2 separate regions of the Homo sapiens genome follow, and region 2 is linked to region 1. The links are chromatin loops, found by intact Hi-C in ENCODE. Cell type or tissue: heart left ventricle. All regions are shown on one strand. Links, peaks and the distances in the headings refer to the core of each region. The heading gives the core; the rest is flanking DNA. Region 1 has its middle 44 kb from the start of DNAJA2-DT. Region 2 overlaps DNAJA2 (DnaJ heat shock protein family (Hsp40) member A2).

Region 1 (2,920 bases), core at 155-2,654:
AAGAAGTATAAACCAGAAAGTCTAAAATAAAAGTCACAACCTGGCAACCCACAGGCCAAATTGGGCACACAGGTTTATTTTAGTAAGTCCCATATAACTTAAAAAAAATCAAACAATTTTACATGAAAATCTGGATTTCTATATTCTCTTGAAACAGCAGTTCTGGCAACCTGGGGCTCACATTTCCATATGGCTACAACTAGCTGGACCTGAAAAGAGCGTTCCTCATCGAGCTGACTTATGGGCCCTCCAGAACACCACAGTCCTCTTCCATCCAAATTGTACAACATCCAGCTTGCCCCACACGTGTCTCTCTGCAGTGCATCGAATTTCCCAGTCCTGATCTAGAATATCAAATACCTTCTTGGTCTAAATGATTTCCTTCAAAATGTCATAAAGAGAAAAAGAAAATCACTAATGACATGAAGCAAAATGAACCTTGTACAAACCTTATATAAAACAAGCTTAAAGCCATTACTTTACACATTTCTACAATGAAATAATAATTTTTTAAATTTTTTTGTAGAGATGGGAGTCTCACGATGTTGCCCAGGCTGCTCTGGAACTTCTGGCCTTAAGCAATCCACCTCCCTCGGCCTCCCAAACTGCTGGGATTACAGGTGTGAGCCACCACGCCTGGCCCAACACCATCTTATTGTAAGTGTTCTACTTTTAAAATGATACTCTCGAAGCTGTCAGCCAAAATTTGGGGTTCTTGATACAACACTACTCAGGGCAAGAAACAAAGTCACTTTCCAACCAGTCCCTGTGGTCCCAGTCTTATGAAGTCTTAGCAACTTTTTTTTTTTTTAACAATCTTGCTCTGTCACCCAGCCTGGAGTGCGGTGATGCAATCTTGGCTCACTGCAACCTCCGCCTCCCATGCTCAAGCAATTCTTCTGTCTCAGCCTCCTGAGTAGCTGGGACTACAGGCGTGTGCCAAGACGCCCAGCTAATTTTTGTATTTTAAGTAGAGACGGGGTCTGGCCATGTCGATCAGGCTGGTCTCGAACTCCTGGCCTCAAGTGATCCACCCACACAGCCTCTTAGCAACTTTGAATTACATGCTTGGTGTTTTCCTAAATTTGAGGTGTAATGGTGGCTAGAAAACATCAGTTCTCAGATGATGAAGCATGATCAATGGTGTTGAAAGAGGGAAACAGATGAGTGCCTTTACTGCCTCCTTCACCATAGTAACAGCACAGCTAGAGAGATGTGAAACTTTGCTGCGAAAATGACAGAGCCTGCTCCAGGCAGAGCGGCACAAACACAACTGAGAGTGCACTCCTGCATTCTGACCACAGGTGGCACCTGAGCGTGTCGTAGTCGTCCACATCCCAACTGTTCAGGCTATGTTGGACACTGACTTTCTAACGTCTGTGCCTTAAGCAAAACTGTACGTTTTCACTTCTTTCCTAAAAACTTCATCTGTAATAACACTAGACAGCAAAAAAAGGACCTGATTTTTTTTCAGCCTAATAGAATGTATATCCCACTTTAGTCCGTATTTATTATAATAAAATTGTTTTTGTTTTAAGTATTTCTAAATTATCCCCTATCCCCGACATCTTACAGCCCTAAATCAAGAGCCATACACATTATGTCTTGGACTCATGATCTTTTATATCCATCTGTCTATGGTCAGTGGGAGTTGGTACAGAAGTATCTGGAAAGTGGGGTCAGAGGCAGGAAATCACAAAGGCCAGTTGTCCAGCAGGGAGAGAGGACCAGTGTGAGCCTGCGAGACACAGGCACCTCCCATGCCCCACCTGAAACTACTCTATCTCCTGAGACTAAAGGCTTGATCCAGGCCACCTTCTGGACCCGGTGGCTCCGCCTCCCACCTGGGCCATCTGAGCTGCCCTCCTTAGGGCTTCTCTTCTCAGGACAGACAAAGAACAGAATCTATGCCCTCTGCTTCAGGCTTGCCAAAACCCTGCGCGTTCTAACCTTATGACATGGGACAGAAAGAAGATCAAACTTTAGGACATAGAGCCCTCAGGAAAATTAAATGCACACCAGGTAGCGCATTTCTACTAGATTATTCTTTACTGTTTTTGTTTTGTTTTGTTTGTTTGTTTTTGAAAACGGAGACTCACTCTGTTTCCCAGGCTGGAGTGCAGTGGCGTGATCTCGGCTCACTGCAACCTCTGCCTCCTGGTTTCAAGTGATTCTTGTGCCTCAGCCTCCTGAGTAGCTGGAACTACGGGTCATGCCACCACACCCGGCAAATTTTTTTGTATTTTTAGTAGAGATGGGATTTCACCATGTTGGCCAGGCTGGTCTCCAACTCCTGAACCTCAGGTGATCCACCTGCCTCAGCCTCCCAAAGTGCTGGGATAACAGCTGTGAGCCACTACTCCCAGCCTAGATTATTCTTTACATGATGTCACAGGAAGGGCTAATTGCTATGGGACCAGATACAGGTGAAGGAGAAGACCAGCCGGGCAGAACTAAGACCAAAAGAACTAAGACCAAAAGAACTAAGACCAAAAGAAATGCGAAGAGAATAATAACGCTGTAGTAGAAGAAGGTTCACCTTTGCCCTTCCCTACCCCCTGCCTGCATTTATCCCACACAAAAGCAAAAGAGGCCTTGATTGAGGGGCTGGCAGACTGGGTGGGGCAAGAAAAGAGAAGAGAGGGAAAGTGATGAATGTGGATAATGGGAACCAGTGCTTTCCCATAGACATTGTGGAAGAAAACACGTTGCAAGCAAAGGATCTGAGAGCATAGGAGGCCTGTGTTCCCCTGTGTGGGAAAGTTGCAAAACCCCAGAAAGGAAATGAACACATAGGCGTCTAGGGGAATGTGGTCACAGAGGGTGACAGTTACTTCCTAAGCCTGTGCACAGCAATGGAGGCCACAGAAGAATAGCCCTGACCCTATTCACGACAGCATGGACCAGTCCACCGGACCTG
Region 2 (2,920 bases), core at 222-2,721, 49 kb after region 1:
CCCTCTCCAGTATGAAAATAGCTGTTTCACTTTGCAAAATCTGGGAGGTCTTTTTTCCCATTCTTTTTTTCATGGACCAATAAATGATTTTATTAGCAAATGTCAGTGGCCGAAGTTCAGGTACTTATTTAAAATATTTCATAATATCCTAGTTTATACACTTGAGTAAATTAGAGGAAGTCATGTTATCTGTTAACTTTGAGTCTCATTGAATCCTTAAATTTGTTTTTTAAAAGAATTTACCCTCAGAAATTAACATTTGGATACCATTCCAATGGTAATATTTGTGCAGTGCAGGTTAATTCGTTTATATTTTTCTTTAATATAGAAATGGTCTAAAAAGAAAATAGGGTCAAAAGAGTGCTGTCTGTACTTTATAGTTCTTCATGTTTAAAAAAAAGTTATGCTATATAGTGAAAGTTTTCTGCTGTTTTAACATTTCAGATTTTCCTGTTATTACAAATACTATGTTTATAATACTGCATTCTATGATTTATTTACCTTTTATATAGGGTATTCCCAGGTTTTTTCTCTGTAATAGATACTGCTGCTATGAGTATCTTTATGTAGAGCTTTGTTTCTCCTTGGCAGAGATTCCCAGGCAGGCATGAGTGTTTTGAGGCTGATAAATACAACTAAATTGCCTTGCAGAGGGATTGTGCCAGTTTAGGCCCCACTAGTGGAGAGTGCCAGCCTTGCCAAACCATTACCTGCATTTTTCCTTCCTTGGCCTTCTTTGTTGAGATGTGTATTTTTCTCTGGCTTAGGATACTGGTTGTGCATACCAATTGTAATTTAATATGTAGGGGAAGAAAGCCGATTTTCTTTAAATGATTTGTTATGCAGAGTATACAAGATGCAACAAGCGTTTTGGTCTAAAGCTCAGCTGTTGATAGGTCATTATTTGACAGTGTTGTTGGTAATGTTTTGTCCATACGTGTGGTATTCTTATCCTGCCTACAACAGTTTTAAGTTTCTGAGAATAACAATTTTAAGAAAGTTTGAATATCACAAAATAGTATAGGTGCTTTGTAAAATACTTTAAACTATTTTTTTGTTCCTCTAACTCCCAGGATTTTAAAGCAGATCATTACGGGATGACCATTACTAATCTGAAATCTGAAATGCTCCAAAATATGAAACTTTTTGAGCACCATCATGATGCCACAAGTAGAAAACTCCACACATAAGTACTTGTCTCACTCTGTCCCCCAGGCTGGAGTGCAGTGGTACGATCTCAGCTCACTGCAGCCTCAATCTCCAGGGCTTAAGCAATTCCCCTGCCTCAGCCTCCTGGGTAGCTGGGACTTCAGACATGCCACTACACCTGGCTAATTATTTTTTATTTTTTGGTAAAGATGAGGTCTCTCTAAGTTGCTCAGGCTGGTCTTGAACTCTGGGCTCAAGCAATCCTCCCTCCTCAGTCTCCCGAAGTGCTGGGATTATAGGCATGAGCCACTGCACCTGGCATGAAAAACTATTCTATCCCTCCTTTCTGTCATACTATAGGTAGGGCCACTTTTATTTTTTTTAAGACATATGCCATCTAAGTGACTCCCTTAAGCCGAAATATAACTTTGTAGCCTTTCTAAATTGTCCATGGAGGAAACAGGGACTCTGGAGCCAGATACCTATGTGATCTTGGGCAAGTTACTTGACTGTTCTGTGCCTCAGTTTTATCACATAAAATGGGAATAATAATTGTACCTCTTCTGAAGGGTTTTTATTAGGAGTTAGGTGGAGGGCTTATGCCTCAGAACAGAAGGTTGTGATATTTGAGTTTGCGAAGTCATCAGCTTTATCAGAAATTCCACCACAGCAAATTGTTGGCCTGATGCTATAGGCTCTGGCTTTGGGTATCATATATGTACTGTCTGTAGTCATAAAATATTTCTGTTAATTTGAGCCATAATATAAGCCTCAGTTTAATTGATTTAATGTGAGATTATGAGGTGTTTTTGAATTCTGTTTTAAAAGTTGATAACGAATTTGCTGTATCAGCTGTTACTTATATCTTGTATTTGACAAAATGTGGCAAAATTTGATTGAAGCCGATTCTTTTCTTTCCAGAGTATCTTTAGAAGATCTGTATAATGGCAAGACAACCAAACTACAACTTAGCAAGAATGTGCTCTGTAGTGCATGCAGTGGGTAAGTGTGTCTTCTGGTTTATTGGGTACATTTTGTCTGTTCTTTTAAGTATCACACTGAATGTCTGTACCACGTAAAAATTGTTATAAGTTAAAACTTACGGCTGGGTGCGGTGGCTCACACCTGAAATCCCAGCACTTTGGGAGGCCGAGTCGGGTGGATCACCTGAGGTAGGAGAATCGCTTGAACCCGAGAGGTGAAGGTTGCAGTGAACCAAGATTGCGCCACTGCACTCCAGCCTGGGTGACAGAGTGAGACTCCATCTCAATAAATAAGTAAAAAAATCTTAGCAGAATGTTTTCTGATACTTCTGGAAGTCAATTTAAATACAAGTTATTGGGGTTGAAGATGAAGGTAAAAGCACAATTTCTGTGTGTCATAGCTTATTGGAGTGGTTTGTGGACAAAAACCTAATGCATAACTTGTGCTTGCTTTAGCCAAGGCGGAAAGTCTGGAGCTGTCCAAAAGTGTAGTGCTTGTCGAGGTCGAGGTGTGCGCATCATGATCAGACAGCTGGCTCCAGGGATGGTACAACAGATGCAGTCTGTGTGCTCTGATTGTAATGGAGAAGGTATGTGTGCCAGTACTTCTCTGCTTTTATGTTGGAATGGATTGGGAATGCAGATATTGGAGAGGTTTACAATTTTTTATTTCAAAGGGTATTTGTATACATCTTATTAAAGAAAAAGGAGGCCGGGTGCGTTAGCTCATTCCTATAATTCCAGCACTTTGGGAGACAGAGGTGGATTGCTCGAGCCCAGGAGTTTGA

Evidence for each region. Peaks named below come from ENCODE experiments on the same cell type or tissue, not always from the same donor. Only the 100,000 strongest peaks of a DNase experiment are listed, where the experiment ranks them.
Region 2: it touches region 1 in a loop (9-fold over the local background); 15 of 110 quality-filtered maps call a loop at or near these places.

The regions. Positions count from the first base shown.
Region 1 is chr16:47,016,718-47,019,637 of GRCh38, reverse strand. No RefSeq gene overlaps it. Among named protein-coding and RNA genes, the nearest start is that of DNAJA2-DT, 44 kb to the right of the region's middle. In heart left ventricle, for the core only: a CTCF peak has its summit at 1,302; no DNase peak of the experiment used is centred there.
Region 2 is chr16:46,967,315-46,970,234 of GRCh38, reverse strand. It overlaps DNAJA2 (DnaJ heat shock protein family (Hsp40) member A2), which reads left to right. Exons shown (of 9, transcript NM_005880.4): 4 at 2,071-2,151; 5 at 2,589-2,722. Among named protein-coding and RNA genes, the nearest start is that of DNAJA2, 4.9 kb to the left of the region's middle. In heart left ventricle, for the core only: no CTCF peak of the experiment used is centred there; no DNase peak of the experiment used is centred there; H3K27ac peaks cover 96 bases.